Regions from separate parts of the Homo sapiens genome. Here all the other regions are linked to region 2. A link is a loop called in an ENCODE intact Hi-C map of the cell type or tissue named here. Cell type or tissue: CD4-positive, alpha-beta T cell. All regions are shown on one strand.

The links. Hi-C counts contacts between places; a loop is a spot of excess contacts. Peaks named below come from ENCODE experiments on the same cell type or tissue, not always from the same donor. Only the 100,000 strongest peaks of a DNase experiment are listed, where the experiment ranks them.
Region 1: it touches region 2 in a loop (2.5-fold over the local background); 4 of 110 quality-filtered maps call a loop at or near these places.
Region 3: it touches region 2 in a loop (2.8-fold over the local background); 11 of 110 quality-filtered maps call a loop at or near these places.
Region 4: it touches region 2 in a loop (2.5-fold over the local background); 6 of 110 quality-filtered maps call a loop at or near these places.

What each region holds. Positions count from the first base shown.
Region 1 is chr19:38,512,646-38,517,645 of GRCh38, forward strand. RYR1 (ryanodine receptor 1) reads left to right here. Exons shown (of 106, transcript NM_000540.3): 64 at 2,381-2,462; 65 at 3,442-3,572; 66 at 4,714-5,000. Among named protein-coding and RNA genes, the nearest start is that of MAP4K1-AS1, 81 kb to the right of the region's middle. RefSeq lists enhancers at 683-732, 743-832. In CD4-positive, alpha-beta T cell, CTCF peaks have their summits at 2,613 (motif pointing right) and 2,814; DNase peaks (open chromatin) are centred at 1,416 and 2,636.
Region 2 is chr19:38,727,853-38,732,852 of GRCh38, forward strand. ACTN4 (actinin alpha 4) reads left to right here. Exons shown (of 21, transcript NM_004924.6): 19 at 94-174; 20 at 1,144-1,302; 21 at 1,422-3,737. The coding sequence ends at 1,580. It overlaps CAPN12 (calpain 12), which reads right to left. Exons shown (of 21, transcript NM_144691.4): 19 at 3,255-3,371; 20 at 3,113-3,171; 21 at 2,340-3,026. The coding sequence ends at 3,000. LOC107985291 (a long non-coding RNA gene) reads right to left here and starts at 504. Exons shown (of 2, transcript XR_001753937.2): 1 at 336-504. In CD4-positive, alpha-beta T cell, CTCF peaks have their summits at 1,993 (motif pointing right) and 2,204; DNase peaks (open chromatin) are centred at 1,472 and 2,029.
Region 3 is chr19:38,875,155-38,880,154 of GRCh38, forward strand. RINL (Ras and Rab interactor like) reads right to left here and starts at 3,121. Exons shown (of 12, transcript NM_001195833.2): 1 at 3,078-3,121; 2 at 1,539-1,627; 3 at 1,177-1,336. The coding sequence starts at 1,588. SIRT2 (sirtuin 2) reads right to left here. Exons shown (of 16, transcript NM_012237.4): 14 at 4,478-4,548; 15 at 4,280-4,346; 16 at 3,406-4,156. The coding sequence ends at 4,001. RefSeq lists a silencer at 2,908-2,957 and enhancers at 3,498-3,617, 3,658-3,757. In CD4-positive, alpha-beta T cell, no CTCF peak of the experiment used is centred here; DNase peaks (open chromatin) are centred at 1,229 and 3,117; H3K4me3 peaks cover 1,489 bases; H3K27ac peaks cover 2,875 bases.
Region 4 is chr19:38,392,544-38,397,543 of GRCh38, forward strand. SPRED3 (sprouty related EVH1 domain containing 3) reads left to right here. Exons shown (of 6, transcript NM_001394336.1): 5 at 2,100-2,243; 6 at 2,937-5,000. The coding sequence ends at 3,602. Among named protein-coding and RNA genes, the nearest start is that of SPRED3, 6.3 kb to the left of the region's middle. In CD4-positive, alpha-beta T cell, no CTCF peak of the experiment used is centred here; DNase peaks (open chromatin) are centred at 2,148 and 3,278; H3K4me3 peaks cover 2,045 bases.

The sequences.
Region 1 (5,000 bases), 220 kb before region 2:
ACGCGAGCTCAGCAGCTCTAACAAAAGACCCTAAGTGGACTGGCGCAGTGACTCACACCTGTAATTCCAGCACTTTGGGAGGCTGAGGCAGGAGGACCGCTTGAGCTCAGGAGTTCAAGACCAGCTTGGGCAACATAGCGAGACCCTGTCTCTACTAAAAAAAAAAAGAAAAATTTAAAGATTAGCCAGGCATGGAGGCACATGCCTGTAATCCCAGCTACTGGGGAGGCTGACAAGGGAGGATCACTTGAGTCCAAGAGTTGGAGGCTGCAATGAGCTATGATCATACCACTGCACTCCAGCCTGGACAACAGAGCAAAATTCTGTCTCTAAAATAAATAAATAATAAAATAGGGTCCTTGATGTTAAAAAAGAGAGTCTATTGATAAAGGTTAGGAAAAGTAGCACTTGGCCGAGCGCAGTGGCTCACGCCTGTAATCCCAGCACTTTGGGAGGCCAAGGCGGACAGATCACCTGAGCTCAGGAGTTCAAGACCAGCCTGGCCAACATGATGAAACCTTGTCTCTACTAAAATACAAAAATTAGCCGGGCATGGTGGTGGTCGCCTATAATCCTAGCTACCTGGGAGGCTGAGGCAGGAGAATTGCTTGAACCCAGGAGGCGAAGGTTGCAGTGCACCAAGATCGTGCCATTGCACGCCAGCCTGGGCAACAGAGCGAGACTCCATCTCAAAAAGAAAAGAAAAGTAGCAGTTGGTGGCCAGCCACAGTGACTCATATCTGTAATTCCAGCACTTTGGGAGGCCAAGGTAGGAAGATCTCTTGAGCCCAGGATTTCAAGACCAACCTGGGCAACATAGCAAAACCCCATCTTAAAAAAAAGAAGAAAAGAAAAGTAGCACCTGGATAGGGTTCTTCTCCCATCCAACTTTGTATTTTGAAATTTTCAAAACATACAGGAAGGTAGAAAGAAGAAAATTGTTGGCGGGGCATGGTGGCTCACGCCTGTAGTCCCAGCTACTTGGGAGGCTGAGGCACAAGAACTGCTTGAATCTGGGAGGTGGAGGTTGCAGTGAGCTGAGATTGCACCACTGCACTCCAGCTTGGGCGACAGAGCAAGACTCCATCTCAAAAAAAAAAAAAGAAAATTGTTAACAATTTGCCCTGTGTGCCTACCCTTCACTGTATGGTTGAAAGTATTTAGTTTTTTTTGTTGAACTTTTGGGTGTAAGTTGCACACACCAGGGTAACCTCATCCCTTAATGTTCATCAGCTGGCTTTCCTAGAATAGGAACCTTCTCTTGTGTAACCACGGTATCATTATCATACCTAACCTAACCATATTTAAATTTCCCTCATTACCCACAAAATGTCTTTGATTTTTTTAAAAGAAATTCAGAATCCAGTCAAGTTTCTCCTGCTGCATTTGGTGGTTGTGTCTCTGTAGTGTCTTTAAAGTCTAGAATAGCCCCGCCCTCTTTTTGCCTCATGATGAGCTTCTTAACTTGGCCTTCTGGAGGGCATGTGGTTAACCTAAAATTGGTCTGGGCACAGTGGCTCGCACCTGTAATCCCAGCACTTTGGGAGGCCGAGGTGGGCAAATCACTTGAGACCAGGAGTTTGAGATCAGCCTGGGCAACATACTGAGACCCCATCTCTAAAAAAATTTTTTTTTAATTTTTTTTTTTTTTTTGAGACAGAGTCTCGGTCTGTCACCCAGGCTGGAGTGCAGTGGCGCAATCTCAGCTCACTGCAACCTCTGCCTCCCGGGTTCAAGTGATTCTCCTGCCTCAGCCCCCCGAGTAGCTGGGATTACAGGCATTCACCAACACACTCAGATAATTTTTGTATTTTTAGTAGAGATGGGGTTTCACCATGTTGCCCAGGCTGGTCTCGAACTCCTGACCTCAGGTGATCCGTCCACCTCAGCCTCCAAAGTGCTGGGATTACAGGCATGAGCCTCTGCGCCAACCCTAAAAATATATACATTTTAAATAAAATGAAAAAGATAGCCTAAAATTGCAGCAATATTGCAGTTCTGTTTGCATTTTTCTGGAGGAAGTACCCCTCACTTTCATTATAGAGGGCCATGAGTCCTCTCCACGGAAGAAACAACATCTAGCCTTTATTGAGTGCCTACTGTGTGCCCCGTTCTAGTGGCTTTCCAAGTAGTAACTCATTTGATACTCACGACCACCCCGTGAGGAAGGTACTATAACTATCCCCATGTTACAGGTAGGGAAGCTGAGGCTGAGAGAGAGTTGGTAACTTGCTCAAGTCACAAGACTCGTACATGGAAGGCTGGCTGTACATCTGCTTGCTCTTCCCCACTGCATGGGCCTATTTGAGACAAGGGAGGTGGGGTGGGGAGGGCTTGTCTTGTGAGCGCATGCCGCAGCCTCGCCCCCTGTCTCCCTCAGTGGACGACGTCCAGGTCTCTTGCTACCGAACGCTGTGCAGTATCTACTCCCTGGGAACCACCAAGAACACTTATGTGGAAAAGTAAGGAGAGGGAGCCATCGTTTGGGGCTGGGTGGGGCTGGAGGGGAAGGGAGGGAGCAGGGGAAGAAGATGGGGTGGGTGAAAAGCAGGGTAGATGTTAAGAATTTTCCCGCACACGGCGGCAGCCGCGGTTCCCCACGGCGGCCGCGTGAGGGCGCTCAGGGACAGGTCAGCCACGGAGGTAGAGCCGCCAGGTCTGGGGCTGTGAAGCAGGCAGGCCTCGCTGGGGAAGAAAGGGAGGCGCAGACCACGGGGGCTGCACACAGGAGCCACGCAACACTGGGGTCACTGGGGAGGGCCCCTGGCAGTGGCCATGTGACCGCTTCTGAGCTGAGATTACTGATACAGCAAGAGCGAGGCTGCGGCTGTTTCCACCAGCTCTGAAGTTATTCAGATTTCAAGTGACACCAGCGGTGCGCGGTGGCTCACACCTGTGAGCACTTTGGGAGGCTGAGGCGGGAAGATCACTTGAGCTCAGGAGTTTGAGACCAGCCTGGGCAACATAGTGAGACTCCATCTCTACAAAAAAAAATTTTTTTTAATTAGCCTGGTGTGGTGTGGTGTAGTGGCGCTGGTGCCTGTAAATCCACCTACTCCTAAGGCTGAGATGGGGGGATCGCTTGAGCTCCAGCCTGAGCAGCATAGGGAGACTGCATCTCTACAAAAACGACTTTTTTTAAAACTAGCTAGGCATGGTATGGTGTGTGCCTGTAATCCCAGCGACTCAGGAGGCTGAGGTGGGAGGATCACTTGAACCCAGGAATGTGAGGTTGCTGTGAGCCAAGATCAGGCCACTGCACTGCAGCCTGAGTAACAGAGCGAGACCCTGTCTTAAAAAACAAAACAAGTGGCACACATGGATGAATGGCAGCTCTGTCCCAAAGGGTTCTGGGAGGAGCCGTTTCTATGGAGATGGGGCTGGGACCCAGGACCCCAAAGAGGGGGACACGTGGCAGCTAAACACAGCCCCGTCTTCCAGGCTTCGGCCAGCCCTCGGGGAGTGCCTGGCCCGTCTGGCAGCAGCCATGCCGGTGGCGTTCCTGGAGCCGCAGCTGAACGAGTACAACGCCTGCTCCGTGTACACCACCAAGTCTCCGCGGGAGCGGGCCAGTAAGCTGTGTGGGGCGGGAGCAGTGCTGGGAGTCCAAATCTCCCCAGCACAGGGCCTTGGGGAGACCCTAATTTGGGGGTAGTGTGGCTGGGCTGGGCTGTGAGCGGCTGAGGATTCCCCAGGTTGGGAGTGCCACACATTCAGGAACCCCAGAGTTTATGGTTCGGGGGCATTTCAAGGCCGTTACATGGGGAGAATTTAGAGATTAATTTGATTTTTGAAAACAGAATCTATTGATAAAAGTTAAGAAAAGTAGCACTTGGTGGCCAGGCGCAGTGGGTCACGCCTGTAATCCCAGTACTTTGGGAGGCCAAGGTAGGAGGATTGCTTGAGTCCAGGAGTTCAAGACCAACCTGGGCAACATAGCAAAACCCCATCCATGGAATTTGGAGCTATGGAATTTATTTTAGTGATGGTGACATTTGAGGGCATCATCAAGCTTGGAGACATAGGGTGAGGGGTATTTGAGCATAAGAGGATTGAGGGAAGGCAGGGTTCATTCATTCATTCAGCAAATATGTATCGAGCAGTTACTATGTATGAGGCGCTGTCCTAGTCACCTGAGGTTCAGCAGTGAACAGATAAAACAGACAAAAATCCCCTGAGTCCTGGGTCCAGAGGCTAGAATGAGGTGTGGACCTGGGGGAAATATACGCTCCAAGGCAGGAAACTTGTCTTCTTGGTCAGCTGTTCTCCCAGAATGGCACCTGGCCCAGAGTCAGCAAGTGAGCAAGTGACAGGTTGTCGGTTTCAAGGGACTGAACCGGGTGTGGGATTCAGAGAGACAAGGCGGGGAGACAGGGTGGGGTTGGAAAAGGTCTCTTTTGGAGTATGCTGTACAGCAGGGGTGAGGGGAATGGGCTTGGGATGTGGGAGATTTTAGGAGGGAAGGTTTCTAGGGGTGAGATTTTAGGGAGCAGACAGGCTCGGGGGTGTGAAGTGTTTGCGGGGCCACTGAGTTTCAATGTGAGGGTTGGGAGAGGTAGTTGGGTTGGAGGGTGAGATGGGAAGAATAGGGTTTGGGAGACTGTTTAAGGGGGGTGGCAATTCAATGGTGTCTGATGTATTGCGGGGGAGGCCAGGGCACTGAGGTCTGGGGGTGATGGCTTGACATTCCCTGCCCCCGTCCCTGTACCCCAGTCCTGGGGCTCCCCAACAGTGTGGAGGAGATGTGTCCCGACATCCCGGTGCTGGAGCGGCTCATGGCAGACATTGGGGGGCTGGCCGAGTCAGGTGCCCGCTACACAGAGATGCCGCATGTCATCGAGATCACGCTGCCCATGCTATGCAGCTACCTGCCCCGATGGTGGGAGCGCGGGCCCGAGGCACCCCCTTCCGCCCTGCCCGCCGGCGCCCCCCCACCCTGCACAGCTGTCACCTCTGACCACCTCAACTCCCTGCTGGGGAATATCCTGAGAATCATCGTC
Region 2 (5,000 bases):
CCCTTCCCCCTGCCCTCTGCATGTGACCCCGATCCCTCATCCTGGTCTCCACGCCGCCCCTCCCGCACACCTGCCTTCGGATGGCCCCGGCAGGATCATGGCGGGGCGCTGGGGCCCGAGGAGTTCAAGGCCTGCCTCATCAGCCTGGGCTACGACGTGGAGAACGACCGGCAGGTACTGCACCCTGGGCCCCAGCGGACCATGGCATTAACTGCTCTCTCTCTCTCTCTCCTTCTCTCTTTCTCCCCTCGCCATCCCACCCCTGCCATCCTGTGTGCCATCTCATGGCTCTCTTGCCTCCCTGCCCACATCTCCCTGGACCCCTTCCCTTTTACCTGGTCTCTTGGGGCCGCTGTCTCCCTGCTCCCCGCCACTGTCCTGTCTGCCTGCTGTGCACATGGGGCGGCCCCTCTTGCCTACTCTGGGCCCGGCCTCCTCTGCTATGCCTGCGTCCTCGGAGCAGAAGCAGACAGGCAGCATGGACTCCGATGACTTCAGGGCTCTGCTTATCTCCACAGGATACAGCCTGGTATGCAGCTCTGTCTCCCCAGCCACCCGCTCCTCCTCCTCCTCCTCCTCCTCCTCCTCCTCCTCCTCCCCCCCACCTCTCCCCCTCACCGCCTCCAGAGCTTCCTCGTCCTCGGGGACACTCCTCCGCCCGAGCAGCGCAGCCGTGCCTGCCTCTTCCTCTGCTGCATCTGCCGGGGTGGGGTCCCTCCGATGACTTCCCGAGCCCCCCTTCTTCCCTAGAAGTCTCCAGAAAGAGGGGGCAGCTCTCCCACTCTCTCCCCTTTTTCTTTCTCTTTCTCTCTTTCTTCCCCATCCTCCAGAGCTTACTCGTGAGCCTGGGCTGAGGGCAGTAGACCCCAGTTCCCTGCTGTGGGAGACCACGAGAGGGGAGGGTGCAGAGAGGCCCTGCTTCCCGGCCTGGGGCACTGGGGGCTTGGAGGCCTGGGTCAGCTGGAGCAGTGGCAGGCTCTGCCCGGGGCCAAGGCTGCTGGAGCAGGCGGGGAACAGGGCGCACGCACACGTGGGTTGGGCCCTACTCTCTCGGCTGTTTCCCTGGAGACCCCACCAGTGTGGGCCTGGCTGCCCCTGCCCCACTAAATGTCGGGTGTCCCCCACCCCACCCTCTCCTTGCAGGGTGAGGCCGAGTTCAACCGCATCATGAGCCTGGTCGACCCCAACCATAGCGGCCTTGTGACCTTCCAAGCCTTCATCGACTTCATGTCGCGGGAGACCACCGACACGGACACGGCTGACCAGGTCATCGCTTCCTTCAAGGTCTTAGCAGGGGACAAGGTGAGCGAGACCCCTACGAGGTGCATGGGGGCTGGCGAGAGGGGTCCCTGCAGTGGGAGGGGCTGAGGGGGCCAGTGTGTGGGTGGGGATGGCTCAGAGTCCCATCCTGCCTGCCCCAGAACTTCATCACAGCTGAGGAGCTGCGGAGAGAGCTGCCCCCCGACCAGGCCGAGTACTGCATCGCCCGCATGGCGCCATACCAGGGCCCTGACGCCGTGCCCGGTGCCCTCGACTACAAGTCCTTCTCCACGGCCTTGTATGGCGAGAGCGACCTGTGAGGCCCCAGAGACCTGACCCAACACCCCCGACGGCCTCCAGGAGGGGCCTGGGCAGCCCCACAGTCCCATTCCTCCACTCTGTATCTATGCAAAGCACTCTCTGCAGTCCTCCGGGGTGGGTGGGTGGGCAGGGAGGGGCTGGGGCAGGCTCTCTCCTCTCTCTCTTTGTGGGTTGGCCAGGAGGTTCCCCCGACCAGGTTGGGGAGACTTGGGGCCAGCGCTTCTGGTCTGGTAAATATGTATGATGTGTTGTGCTTTTTTAACCAAGGAGGGGCCAGTGGATTCCCACAGCACAACCGGTCCCTTCCATGCCCTGGGATGCCTCACCACACCCAGGTCTCTTCCTTTGCTCTGAGGTCCCTTCAAGGCCTCCCCAATCCAGGCCAAAGCCCCATGTGCCTTGTCCAGGAACTGCCTGGGCCATGCGAGGGGCCAGCAGAGGGCGCCACCACCACCTGACGGCTGGGGACCCACCCAGCCCCTCTCCCCTCTCTGCTCCAGACTCACTTGCCATTGCCAGGAGATGGCCCCAACAAGCACCCCGCTTTTGCAGCAGAGGAGCTGAGTTGGCAGACCGGGCCCCCCTGAACCGCACCCCATCCCACCAGCCCCGGCCTTGCTTTGTCTGGCCTCACGTGTCTCAGATTTTCTAAGAACCAAAAAAAAAAAAGGAAAAAAAACACAAAACAACAAAAACCAAAAAAAAAAAAAATCACAAAAACAAAAAAACTATAAAAAAGAAAGAATTAAAAACTTTCAGAGAATTACTATTTACTTTATTAACTTACGGATTTATTATATAAATATATATTCACCTAGCAACATATCTCTGCCGTCTCTCCTGCTCTCATAATGAAGACATAGCCGATTCTCTGCCCGGGCCCCTTGCTGATGCTCCTCCGGGTCTGCGTCGGGCGTGGGTCTCTGGGGACCCTCCAGAGGTGGAGGTGGGCTGATGGCCTGGCTGCCTGGTGGTTGATGGTTTTGCTCCCCCTACCTTTTTTTTTTGAGTTTATTCTGATTGATTTTTTTTCTTGGTTTCTGGATAAACCACCCTCTGGGGACAGGATAATAAAACATGTAATATTTTTAAGAAGGATTCCTGCAGCATCATCTTTTTTTATTTCTCCTGTGTCTGTCCTCCACCTTCTAGGAGAGCCAGGGCAGAGCTAGCACTGTCTTAAGCTGTCAACGTGGACTAGCTCGTGTCATCTGCTCGAGAAGGGCTGTCGCTGTTCTTGTTTCTGAGTGAGGAGTACGCAGGCCAGAGTGGTCACCCGGCCGTGAGCAGTGAGGGCCAGAGACTAGCCCCAGACAGGTGGATGCCAGAGAGAGTGGCACCCATGCCAGGCAAGGCCTAGGGAGGTGGTCTTGCTCAGCAACCCTGCCCTGAGCAGCAGGTGCGCCCATCCGGAGATCCTAGGAGAAGGTGGCCACCTCCATCCACTAAGGAAGAGAAGGAAGACAGTGGCTTGAGGCAGGGAGCTCGCAGGACAGAGCCTGAGCCACCCTGTCCCTCCCACCTGGCTCACCTGTCTGTGGGTCAGGCAGATGACCCCCTCACCCCCATCCAGGTGCTGGCTGCAGTGGCCTGTGCAGAGAGGGGCAGGGTGAGTGCCCACCAGTCCCCGTACCCCTTCCCCCCATGCCCCACCATGCCGGGGTGGTACTCACAGAAGATGCAGGTGAGGTGGGCCACACAGGACACGAACCGCTCGAAGTCCACACGCAGACGGCTATCCCGGTAGCGGCTGGTGAGGGTCTGGGTCAGCTGGTTGTTCAGGTGGAAGCCTAGGGGGAGGCTGCTTCTGAGCCCAGTGGCCCACAGGGAACCCACCTTGGCATTGCATCCCCACCCCACCTCCTCAGGGAGGACATGAATGCCACAGGGTGTCACACCCCAACTCTGCCCCATCCCGGCAGGGTGAGTACAGGCTGATCCCTTCAATCCTCTGGGCCTGTTTCCTCATCCATCAAACGGACTAAGACAGCCCCGACCCCATAGGGTGTGTGAAGACAGAACGCTCAGGACAGCGTCTGACACGTGACTCGATGTGTGGGTACTGTTACTCCTTAAATCCTGTGGGGCTTTCTCCTTGCCAGTGGGCACTGGAGGATATTTCTGTGCAGCAAAAAATATAGTCAATCCCATATGGAGTCAGTTTCCTTACAGTCTACCTCAGAGGCGATTTCTAAAGCTGAGAAACCATGTCTGCTGTGGAGTCTCATTGGAGGCTTTTAAAAACCCAAAACAATGGGTTCTTGACCCCTTCTGAGATGCAAGGTTGTGCCTGATGACCTTTGTCTCCCACACGGCCAGACAAACCCAGTTCCAAGTACCGTTTCATGGGCTTCTGCTGCTTCCAAAGCCCATCTTCACCCCCATTCTGTGTGTTCATTCTCTTCACAAATATCTACCAAGTAAGTGCCATTTCATGCTGTGCCCAGTGCCAGGTGCTGTTTTAACAGGAGGGCAGGTGGCCTGCAGCCTCTTCCTGCCCGTGTGACCTGCCCCAGGTCACTCCCTCTGGCATTCATCTGCCCTCGGGCATAGGGGTGGAGGCTGCCATGCCCAGGGCTATGGGGAAACCCAGCCAGATGGGGTGGAAGGACCCGAGAAGGCGCTGGAGCCCCTCAGCTGCCACTGCAGGAGTTCCCGTTTGAGAAATTCTCAAGGGCACTTTATCAGTTTCCTTCTTCCTGGAATAACTCCTGGCATGTAACAGGCACTCACTGGTGCCAGATGCGTGAACACAAGCCTGCCACCTGCCACCTGCTGTGAGTCCTTGCTCCCTCACCTCCACTCCTGTCTATCTCCGGCCCAGCCTCTCCCTCTCTGCCCCACGTCTCCCAATCCTTGGCTGTCTCTGACCCCATTTCTCCCCCTTTGACTTGGGCTTTTTCTTTTTTCTTTTTTGAGACGGAGTCTCGCTCTGTTGCCCAGGCTGGAGTACAATGGCATGATCTTGGCTCACTGCAACCTCCACCTCCCGGGTTCAAGAGATTCTCCTGTCTCAGCCTCCCAAGTAGCTGGGATTACAGGCACGCACCACCACGCCTGGCTAATTTTTGTAGTTTTAGTAGAGACGGGGGTTCCGCCATGTTGCCCAGGCTGGTCTTGAACTCCTAGGCTCAAGCAATCTGGCAATCTGCCTGCCTTAGCCTCCCAAAGTGCTGGCATTACAGGCGTGAGCCACCACGCCCGGCTGGCTCTTTTGGACACTTGACCACCTTCTCTGGGTCTCACACTCACAGCCACACCCAAACCCTCTCCCTCTGGCTCTCCGACTCCATCACAGTCACCCCAGCCCCCATCTCCCTGTGGCTCCATCTGCTGTGTGGTGGCAGACAGGCCCCAGAGTGGGGTTGGGGATCTGGGAACTCCAAGTTCTGACCCCAGCCCACTCTCCAAATCCCCTC
Region 3 (5,000 bases), 150 kb after region 2:
ATAAATAAAAAAATTAAAAATATTGCTACCTGGGCCCCATCCTTTTTTTTTTCTTTTTTCTTTTTTTTTTTTTTTTAATAGAGACTGGGCCTTGCTCTGTTGCCCAGGCTGGTCTTGAACTCCTAGGCTTAAGCGAGCCTCCTACCTCAGCCTCCCAAAATGCTGGGATTACAGGCGTGAGTCAGCACACCCGGCCAGCCATCTATATTTTCTGAATCAGTTGTGAAAACCTTTATTTTGGCCGGGGACGGTGGTTCACACCTGTAATCCCAGCACTTTGGGAGGCAGAGGTGGGTGGATCACCTGACGTCAGGAGTTTGAGACCAGCTTGGCCAACATGGTGAAATCCCATCTCTACTAAAAATACAAAAAATTAGCCGGGCGTTGTGGCAGATGCCTGTAATCCCAGCTACTCAGGAGGCTGAGGCAGGAGAATCGCTTGAACCTGGGAGGCGGAAGTTGCAGTGTGCCGAGATCATGCCATTGCACTCCAGCCTGGGCAACAAGAGTGAAACTCTCAAAATTAAAAAAAAAAAGAAAAGAAAACCTTTATTTTTCCTGTAAAATAAACAGATGCAAGTGGTGCCTCTGTTCTTCCTGCCTGGAATGCACGCAGGTGCTTGGGCCTGGGGCAGCCCCCGGGAAGCTGTGAGAGAAGTCCAAGAGAATTATAGCTATGCTGGCCTCAATGTCACTGCACTGCTGATCTAAAGCCAGCAGCTGCCTTTTTGGTTATGTTAGGAAGATAAATGCCTATTTGTTTAAACCGCTGTAGGACAGGTGTTTGTTATATTCAGTCCCAAATATCCAAAATTCCCCGCAGTTGAAAGCAAAGCCAAGAAATGGGATGAAGAGGAATTTATAAGTGTTCTGAAGTTCAGGATCCAGAGCTTCTTGAAATTACATTTTTTTTTTTTTTTTTTTAGACAGGGTCTTGCTCCATCACCCAGGCTCAAGTGAAGTGGCATGATCTCAGCTCACTGCCGCCTTGACCTCCTGAGCTCAAATGATCCTCCCACCTCAGCCTCATGAGTAGCTAGGACTGCAGGCATGAGCCATTGCACCCAGCAATAAATAGCCTTTTTGGTTTGCCCAATTTGTGTCATGTTTGTCACTAGTAACCAGCAGAGTCCTAATCTAGGGTGTCAGGATGGGCCCCCAGCTGTGAGTACTCACCCCTAGTGGCCACAGCCCCACAAGGGCCTCCGCATCCTGGGTATCCAGCTCTGGCACATGCCACACCCCCCATGTCCTCTGCAGGCGAGTAAGTGGCTCTAGGGTGCTGAGGACCCCTAGAGGGGTCCTGTCTGCTTTGTTCACCTGTGGTGGGACCAGCCTGGGATGGACAGTGTCCAGGGAGTCAGGGGTCAGAGGTGGGCAGTGGGACAATGAGGTGAGGTCAAAGGTACAGGAAGGGGCAGGCCCAGGGCAGAGGCTCAGAGATGTGATTCAGGATTCTGTAGTGAGGGAGGTATTGGATGGAAAGGGTTTCTGGATGCAGGGGAAGGAGGGCATAGCCTCAGCCCTAGTAGCCTCACCTCACCCCCTCTGTGGGGACTTCAGGTGCCTTGTCTTCTGGCTGGGCCATCGTCAGGTTGCAGGAAGCCAGTGAGTCATGACCTGGCCTCTGGCAGGGAGAAAGGTAAGACTCAAAGCTGCTCTAGCCCTCGGGTCATGTTCAAGATATTTACAATCAATATGGCAGAGACCCTGACCAATCAGAATGGACCCCAGAGGCCGCTTGCCGTGGCAGGGGTTAATTCTTTATTTTATTTTTGAGACGGAGTCTCACTGTATTGCCCAGACTGCAGTGCAGTGGCACGATCTCAGCTCACTGCAACCTCCGCCTCGTAGGTTCAAGCGATTCTTGTGCCTCAGTCTCCCGAGTAGTTGGGATTACAGGCGTGCACCACCACGCCTGGGTAATTTTTGTATTTTTTAGTAGAGACAAGGTTTTGACGTGTTACCCAGGCTGGTCTCAAACTCCTGACCTCAAGTGATCCCCCCGCCTCGGCCTCCCAAAGTGCTGAGATTACAGGCATGAGCCACCACACCCGGCCGGCAGGGGTTAAATCTTTAGTACCGGATGGTGGGGAATCTGGGGATCCCAGGAGAGAGGCCAGTGTGTCTTGCGGTGTGGGGAGAGGACTCAAAACAATAGCTCTTTACTGAAGTGGTAGGAAATATGTTAAGATTTTTAACAGCCATGGGGGCTGTGTAAATGTGGGCCAGCCCTTGGCAAAACCCAGTCAGCGCCTGGAAAAGTTCTTGGCCCAGAGTAGGCAGTCCCTATATCTGGAAAGGTAATAACATCCCCTCTTCCTCCCTTCCCACACCATGGAGGGGCCACTGAATCTCTTCCCCCAGCATTTTATTATGAAAAATTTCAGACATAGAGAAAAGCTGAAAGAATTGTACAGGAAACATCCCTATGCCCACTACCAAGATTCTACCATGAACATTTTACTCATCTTGCTTTATCACACATCTGTTCCTCTCTCTCTTCATCCACCCATCAGGCCCCAGCTCCTAACCAGGTACAGAGTCCTACGTAGGTTATCACTTAGGGTGGCACTTATCCCAGCAGCAGTCCCAGGAGCAGGAGACCTGGATCGGGGGAGGATCCATCCTCCCTCCCTCCCTCCCTCCCTTCCTTCCTTCCTTCCATCCATCCAGTATTTACTGAATACAGGCTGGAATTAGGTGCCTCTGCCCTGGAGAGAGGGTGATGAACAGGACAGGCTCCTCCCCTCAGGGCCTTCCATTCTTGTTTGGGGCAGGTGTAGCATATGGATAATAGGCAGCTAAACAAATACATTAGGCCATTGACCAGAAGGCCAGGGTGTTATTAGGAAGGAGGGAGGTGGGCAGGGAGGCGCAGGTGCCCTGCCCAGGCAAGAGCAGGAAGGAAGGGAGGGGAGGGGAGGGGAGAGGGAAGCAGATGCCTGCTTGTGTACCGTGGCAGGAGAGGAGGCTGTGGGCAGTGCGTGGCAGGGGTGGGTCAGGGCAGCTGCCTCATACCAAAGGGAGGCAGCAGGGGCTGAAGATGCCAGATGCTCGGTTCCTGGGGGCCCTACCTGTTCTCGGAGGAGAGGCCTGCAGTAGCAGGAAGTGGAGAGAGGAAGCTGAGCAGGCAGGGGGAAGAGGCGGGGCTGGGGTATCTGAAGTCAACTTTCCTCCCTCTTTCTGGGGCCTCAGGCCTTTAGTGACGGGGCTTAGAGGAAGGGACACTGGCAGGCTGGGAGTCCAGGGGTCAGAGCCACGAGGGCCCCCGTGAGGACCCTCTTGTTACCCCTCACTCTGGATCCCGGAGACTTTCTGGTTCCTTAGTGGCCCAAGATCTAACCCCCTCCCTTCAGAGATTTCCCTGGGTGCCCACAGAAAGAAACAGGAGGCCAGACCGGATTGTTAGTTGTTTTTGTTTTTAATTTGTCTCCAATAAGCAATGTCTTCTGCCCATCCAGCATGGGAAGTGGGTCCCACGTGAAGGGGGCCCACCACCCACTTTGGGAGCTGAAGGCAGAGACTCGGGAGCCCTCCCGGCTCAGACTCCCCCTACGCTGGGTGTGGGTTATATTCAGAGGCCCACACCCACACTGGGGTAGGTTAGGTATGGTTTACTTAGCCACAGGCCCCCGGGGGCAGGAGACAGAGTGGGGGCCCGAAGCTCCCTGTCCTGGAAGAGTTAAAAGTTCTGGGGTAGCCCTGGCCCCGTGGGGGCAGTTAGAGATGAGGGAGGTTACTCCTTAGCCCAGGAGTGGTTAGAGACAGTGGGGCTGGTAGAGATGCCTGTTTAAGCCTTGGCCTCTAGGAGGTGTTAGAGATTTGCTGGGGTTGGGGGCCAGGGTTGCTGGGACCCCAGTTTTGGGGAGGGAGCTGTAAGAGATTGGGGGATGTTCTGAGCTCCCCAGACAAGAACTGCTGGTTAAGAGGGGGCCAGGCCCGGTTGGGGCTCAGCTGTCCCTGAGGAGCTCGGCATCCCGCCTGGGAGATGCAGCTGTCACTGGGGTTTCTCCCTCTCTGTTGTCCTGGCCTCGTCCTTGGCAGGTGGCGGGGACTTCTTGGGGGAAGCTGAAGTGCTGGGGTTGGGGACCCCCGCCCCCGACTGGGCATCTATGCTGGCGTGCTCCCTCCGGACAAGGTCCTCCAGCTCCTTCTGCAGGAGCAAAGGTCACAGAAGTCAAAGGTCACTGTGCATCATGGGGTCAGAGGACCCATGGGGTGGGGAGAGGGTCCAGGGATGGGGCTCAGGACAGGCTGGGGTTGCTCAGCTCCTCACCTTCCATCCAAGGAGCTCAGCAAGGGCCAGGCAGCCCTGGTCGCATTCACCCAGCCAGGCCACGTCCCTGCGGTGCAGCAGGAGATCAGAGTTCCCAGGCGGGCTCGCCCCTGCCTGCTCCTCTCATCTGCCTTCGTGCCCCCGCTCCCACCTCACCCTGTCCCTTCCAGGCTGCCCCAACCCCCGGCGGGGCCTCACCTGTAGGCCTTCTTGGAGTCAAAGTCCATGCCTCCTCCGAGGCCCATAATCATCCCCAGGAAAGGGTCCGACTGTCAGGGAGGGGGTGGGTCAGGGGCAGGAGCAGGGAAGGGAGAGCTAAGAGCACAGACCCTGGAGCCAGGTGGCCTGGGTTTGTATCCTAGCTCTGTGACTTTGTTTTTTTTTTGTTGTTGTTTTTTTGGTTTTTTTTGAGACAAAGTTTCACTCTTGTTGCCCAGGCTGGAGTGCAATGATGTGATCTCGGCTCACTGCAACCTCCACCTCCTGGGTTCAAGTGATTCTCCCGCCTCAACCTCCCGAGTAGCCTGGATGACAGGTGCCCAGCACCATGCCCGGCTAATTTTGTATTATTAGTAGAGACGGGGTTTCACCATGTTGGTCAGGCTGGTCTCGAACTCCTGACCTCAGGTGATCCACCCGCCTCGGCCTCCCAAAGTGCTGGAATTACAGGCGTGAGCCATTGCGCCCAGCCAGCTCAGTGACTTTGGTCAAGTGACTTGTC
Region 4 (5,000 bases), 340 kb before region 2:
AGTGAACAAAAAGTTCCTTTCCTCCTGGAGCTTCTATTCTAGTGTGGAAAGGCAGAAAATTAAAAAAAATATATATATAAACAATAAAAATGAATAAATATTGAAAGTAAATGGATGAACAAATTATTGACAACCCCATGCTTCCAGTTACTCAGGCTCTAAATCTTGGAGTCATCCCTGACTCCTTATCTTTTATGCGTCTCATCTCATCTGTCAGCAAATATTGGTTCTACTTTCCAAATCATCACAATCTGCCTCCAACCTGGTACCATCCAAACTCATCTCCCAACTGGACCATCTCAATAGCTTCTCACTGTCAACTCCTTCCCTCCTGCCCCCACACATAGCCAGAGGATCCCTATCAACGGCTGAGTCAGATCATGCCCCTCCCACACTCAGAAGCCTCCCAGGGCTCCAACTCACTCAAGTAAAGGACAAAGTCCTTACAGTGGCATATGAGATCCCATGCCATGTGGCCCTGTGTGTCTGGCCCCCTCACTTACTCGGCTTCGGCCACATGGCCTCTTCACTCTTATTCTAACGTGGCAGGCACAGCCCTGCCCCAGCGCCTTTGCACTGGCTGTTGCCTGGAACACTCTTTCCCAGATTTCCTTGTGGCTCATTCCCTTGTTTCTTTCAAGGCTTTATACAAATATCATCTTCTCAGGGAGGGCCTCCCTGAGTATTTAAACTTAAGTATTCCATTTAAAATTGCAATCTGCCAATGCCCCTTGTCTAGTGCTAAATTTTTCCCATGTTCTAAGGCATTTTCCTTATTTCCTTTCTGAAAATACTATTATCTTTTTTTTTTTTTTTTTTTTTGAGACGGAATCTTGCACTGTTGCCCAGGCTGGAGTGCAGGGGCACGATCTTGGCTCACTGCAACCTCCACCTCCCAGGTTCAAGGGATTCTTCTGCCTCAGTCTCCCAAACAGCTGGGATTACAGGCACCCAGCTATTTTTTTTGTATTTTTAGTAGAGACGGGATTTCACTATGTTGGTCAGGCTGATCTCAAACTCCTGACCTTGTGATCTGCCCGCTTTGGCCTCCCAAATTGCTGGGATTACAGGTGTATTTCCCGGCCTATTTTCTTATCTATTAGTTTACGGTCTATCTCCCATGCTAGAATGTCAGCTCCAGGCCGGCAAGGATCTTTTGTTCGTTTCTTGCTGTGTCTCCAATGCCTGAAACAGTGCCTGGCACACAGTAAGTGTTTAGTAAATATGTGTTGAATAAACGGAATGAATGAATGCACATAATATCGGGTGCAATTTGGCACTTGCTGGAAACCTTGGGAGTTGCCTAAAACACCTGGAGGAACAAAACTGATTCCCTGGGCAGAAAAGGGGAGGGTTCCAGGGTCATGGGAGATGAAGTGGGGCCACAACAGTTGCAGACAGTTCCCATCCATGGAGCACTTACCCGGGAAAGATGCTCTGCTGTCCAGGCCCCCTCTGGAATCTGCACAGTGGTCTTCGTGAGTCTGGCACGTCGTGGGTGCTCAATGAATGTCTATTGAAGGCAGTGTGCAGATAAGGTAGGAGTTATGTCCAAGTGGCAGAAAGGAAGCTAAGGGTCTGAGAAGTCGTTTCAGCTAGTTTCAGAACAGAGGCTGGTTTGCATGGGAAGGGGAGCACTCGGAGTGGGCGGGACTGCCCCAATAACAGTGTGGGGCTGGGAGTGAGAGAGGAAGGCAGCTGGCTGCCCAGGGGAGAGGGATTCTGAGAAGCGGGAAGACGATTAGATGTTCCTCAGGTTTGGCGAGCTGATTAGATCAGGAGAAGAGTCCCACAAAAATAACAATAACCATTTCCAGCTCTCCCAGTACTTCAGGCATATGCTGTGCCCTTGACAGTGGCCCTAACCGCATCCTTATGAATAGGTACTCTTAGGATCCCCGTTTTACAGAGGAGGAAACTGAGGCTCAAAGAGGTGAGCTCACTTGCCGGAGGTCACACAACCAGTCAGTGACAGAGCCGGGGTTTGAACCCAGGCCTTCCTGGCCGCAGAGCCCTCGCTCTCAATGGGAGGGGGTCTATGTGAGGGCATCGGCTGTGCGGGGGCGTGTCCCCGCGCTGAGGCCGCCAATCTCCTCCAGTCCCACGTGGACAGCGACTCCTCCTCCAGTCACAGCCGCCAGGAGACTCCTCCCAGCGCCGCTGCGGCCCCCATCATCACGATGGAGTCAGCTTCAGGCTTCGGGCCGACCACGCCCCCCCAGCGCCGCCGCTCCTCCGCTCAGGTGCGACCTGGGAGCCTGGGGCTCCTGGGGGAATGGGGCGGTGCACTCGGGGCCCGAAGGGAGCGGGAGCCATGGCCCGGGGAGGTGGGGAACACAGATTCCAGGGGATGGCTGACCTGATAACTGGGCCGGACTGGGAGAAAGCGGCGGGGAAATAGGGAGAGGCTTGGAGGCCTGGGTTTCTAGGAGGCTTGGGTGCGGGCCTCCCGAGTCTCCTTGCGCTCTTGGAGATTTTGAGGGGTTTCGAAGTCCAGAGAGGTTTAGGACCATTTTCAGAGTGTATATTTGGGGAACTCCTGGAAGAGGACTGTTAAATTCACGGGGAGGGTGGGAGAGTCGGTACCCAGAAGGGTAAAAGAGGCCCAGGAACCAAACTCCTGCGCCTTTAAGGAGGAGGTGGCTGGGTCCAGAACCCCTGGATCTCAAGGTAGAGGGGGCTGGGAGCTGGGGCTCTTGGATCTTAAGAGAGGACAGGACTAGGAACCTTCGGCCTCTGGGTCCTTAAAGGTGTGGGGTTGGTGCGTGGATTCCTCTGTCTGTCCCTGGAGAAAAGTGGGGATTGAGGGACCTTGGGAGAGAAGCAAGCTGGGGTCTTGAAAATCTGAATCCCAGACCCAAGAGTGCGCTAGGGAACTGGATCCTTGAGGCTAAGACTGGGATGGATTCTGATCTGTTTGTCCCTTCGTTCCGCAGAGCTACCCTCCGCTTCTACCGTTCACGGGGATTCCGGAACCCTCAGAGCCCCTGGCAGGGGCAGGGGGCCTGGGGTGGGGCGGCCGCGGCTACGAGGATTACCGGCGCTCCGGGCCACCCGCGCCCCTCGCCCTGTCCACCTGCGTCGTGCGCTTCGCCAAGACCGGCGCGTTGAGGGGCGCTGCCCTGGGTCCCCCAGCGGCACTACCTGCCCCTTTGACCGAGGCTGCGCCCCCAGCGCCCCCCGCTCGCCCACCCCCCGGCCCGGGCCCATCCTCTGCGCCTGCCAAGGCCTCCCCGGAAGCGGAGGAGGCAGCGCGCTGCGTGCATTGCCGCGCGCTCTTCCGTCGCAGAGCAGACGGGCGTGGCGGCCGCTGCGCAGAGGCCCCGGACCCGGGTCGCCTCCTGGTGCGCCGTCTAAGCTGCCTGTGGTGCGCCGAGAGCTTGCTCTACCACTGCCTGTCGGACGCCGAGGGCGACTTCTCGGACCCGTGCGCCTGCGAGCCGGGCCACCCGCGCCCCGCCGCGCGCTGGGCCGCGCTGGCCGCGCTCTCCCTGGCAGTGCCCTGCCTCTGCTGCTACGCGCCCCTGCGCGCGTGCCACTGGGTCGCAGCGCGATGCGGCTGCGCCGGCTGCGGGGGTCGCCACGAGGAGGCTGCGCGGTGAGGACGGCCTGGTGGGTCCCCTAGCCGGCCCGAGGACCCAAAATTGAGGGTCCAGGACCCCGGACTCCGTTCGGACCTAAAACCCAAACCTAGGCACATCCGGAACTTGGAGCTTGAGTTTGGATTGAGAGATCTCAGACCTGGAACCTGGAACCCAAACCTAGGACTGAGAGACCCCAGCCCCAGCTTCATTGGGGTGTCTGTCTAAGAAGTCCCAGGCGTCCTGAGTTCTGGCGTTCCCCCACCCCCACACCCCACGAGGAGGCTCCAGGCGTCCCCATACTTTGCATCTCAGAAAGGCCAGGGAGCACATAGATCCCGAAAAGGGCAGGTCCCTGTTGAAATGAACAACCTAGAACCCGGTCACGCCTGGCACCATGTCCCTCAGATTACAGCCCCACAATTAGTCAGGACTTGCCCATAACTGGCTCTGCCTTTATTCAACTCCCAGATCAGATCTTGAGACCATAGGACCTGGAGTCACCCACAAACAGTTCCTGAATATTCACCTAAGACCTGGTGCCCCCACATCTGAGACATTCTCATAGTCCCAGGACCCCTGAGACAGCAGGACCCCTGAGAAAGTTTCAAACAGAGTTTGAAACTCTGTTATGCTCTGGAATCTCCAGATGCTGCCCCTCAAATCTACCCACGACTTAGTGCCCACAGACCTGGCCTCCAGTCCGGGAACACTGAAGTCTAAGATGTCCAGGGAACTCCCAGACACCCTGGGACCCCAGACTCTTAAGATGCACTGAGTGCTCGGATATACTGAAACACGAGCTGTTCTCTTACCAAAATGACTTGGGAGACCCATCCCAGAGCCCCCAAGATCCAGATATCAGACACCAAGATGCTCTGGAAGCCAGGGATCAAAGACCTCCATAGGTCCACCCACCCCCAAGCCAGGGTTCTCAGGAGCTTTGGATATCATTTATAGGACTCAGAGGTGCCTGGGGTCCTCAGATGTGCGACTGAAGGCCACCAACACCTCAGGACCCGAGATACTGGTCTCGAGTTCTCAAATAGCCCTCTCTTGCAGTCCCTCCTGGACCTGGATTTTGAGACCCCAAATGTCCTGGAATCTTCAGCTTCTTTCTACCCACAGATTCCCAACCCCTTAAGGGCTGGGAGTCCAGCTCCCAGAAGAGGGGATGCTCATGGTGACCCAGACCTCTGATGCCCTTGGCCCTCAGCCCTTGAGTGACCCTAAGGTACTTTAGGAGCACTGGATCCAATACCCCAAAGGTGCCACTGACCCCCAAATGCAAGGCTCAAGACCCTACAACATTGGGATTGTTCCTGATCCAAGACCTTCATCCCTCCATACCAGAGGCGTTCAGATTCGAGGTGCCCCAAGACCCCAGCACCCTCAGACCCCAGATTTCTTTGGATTCAA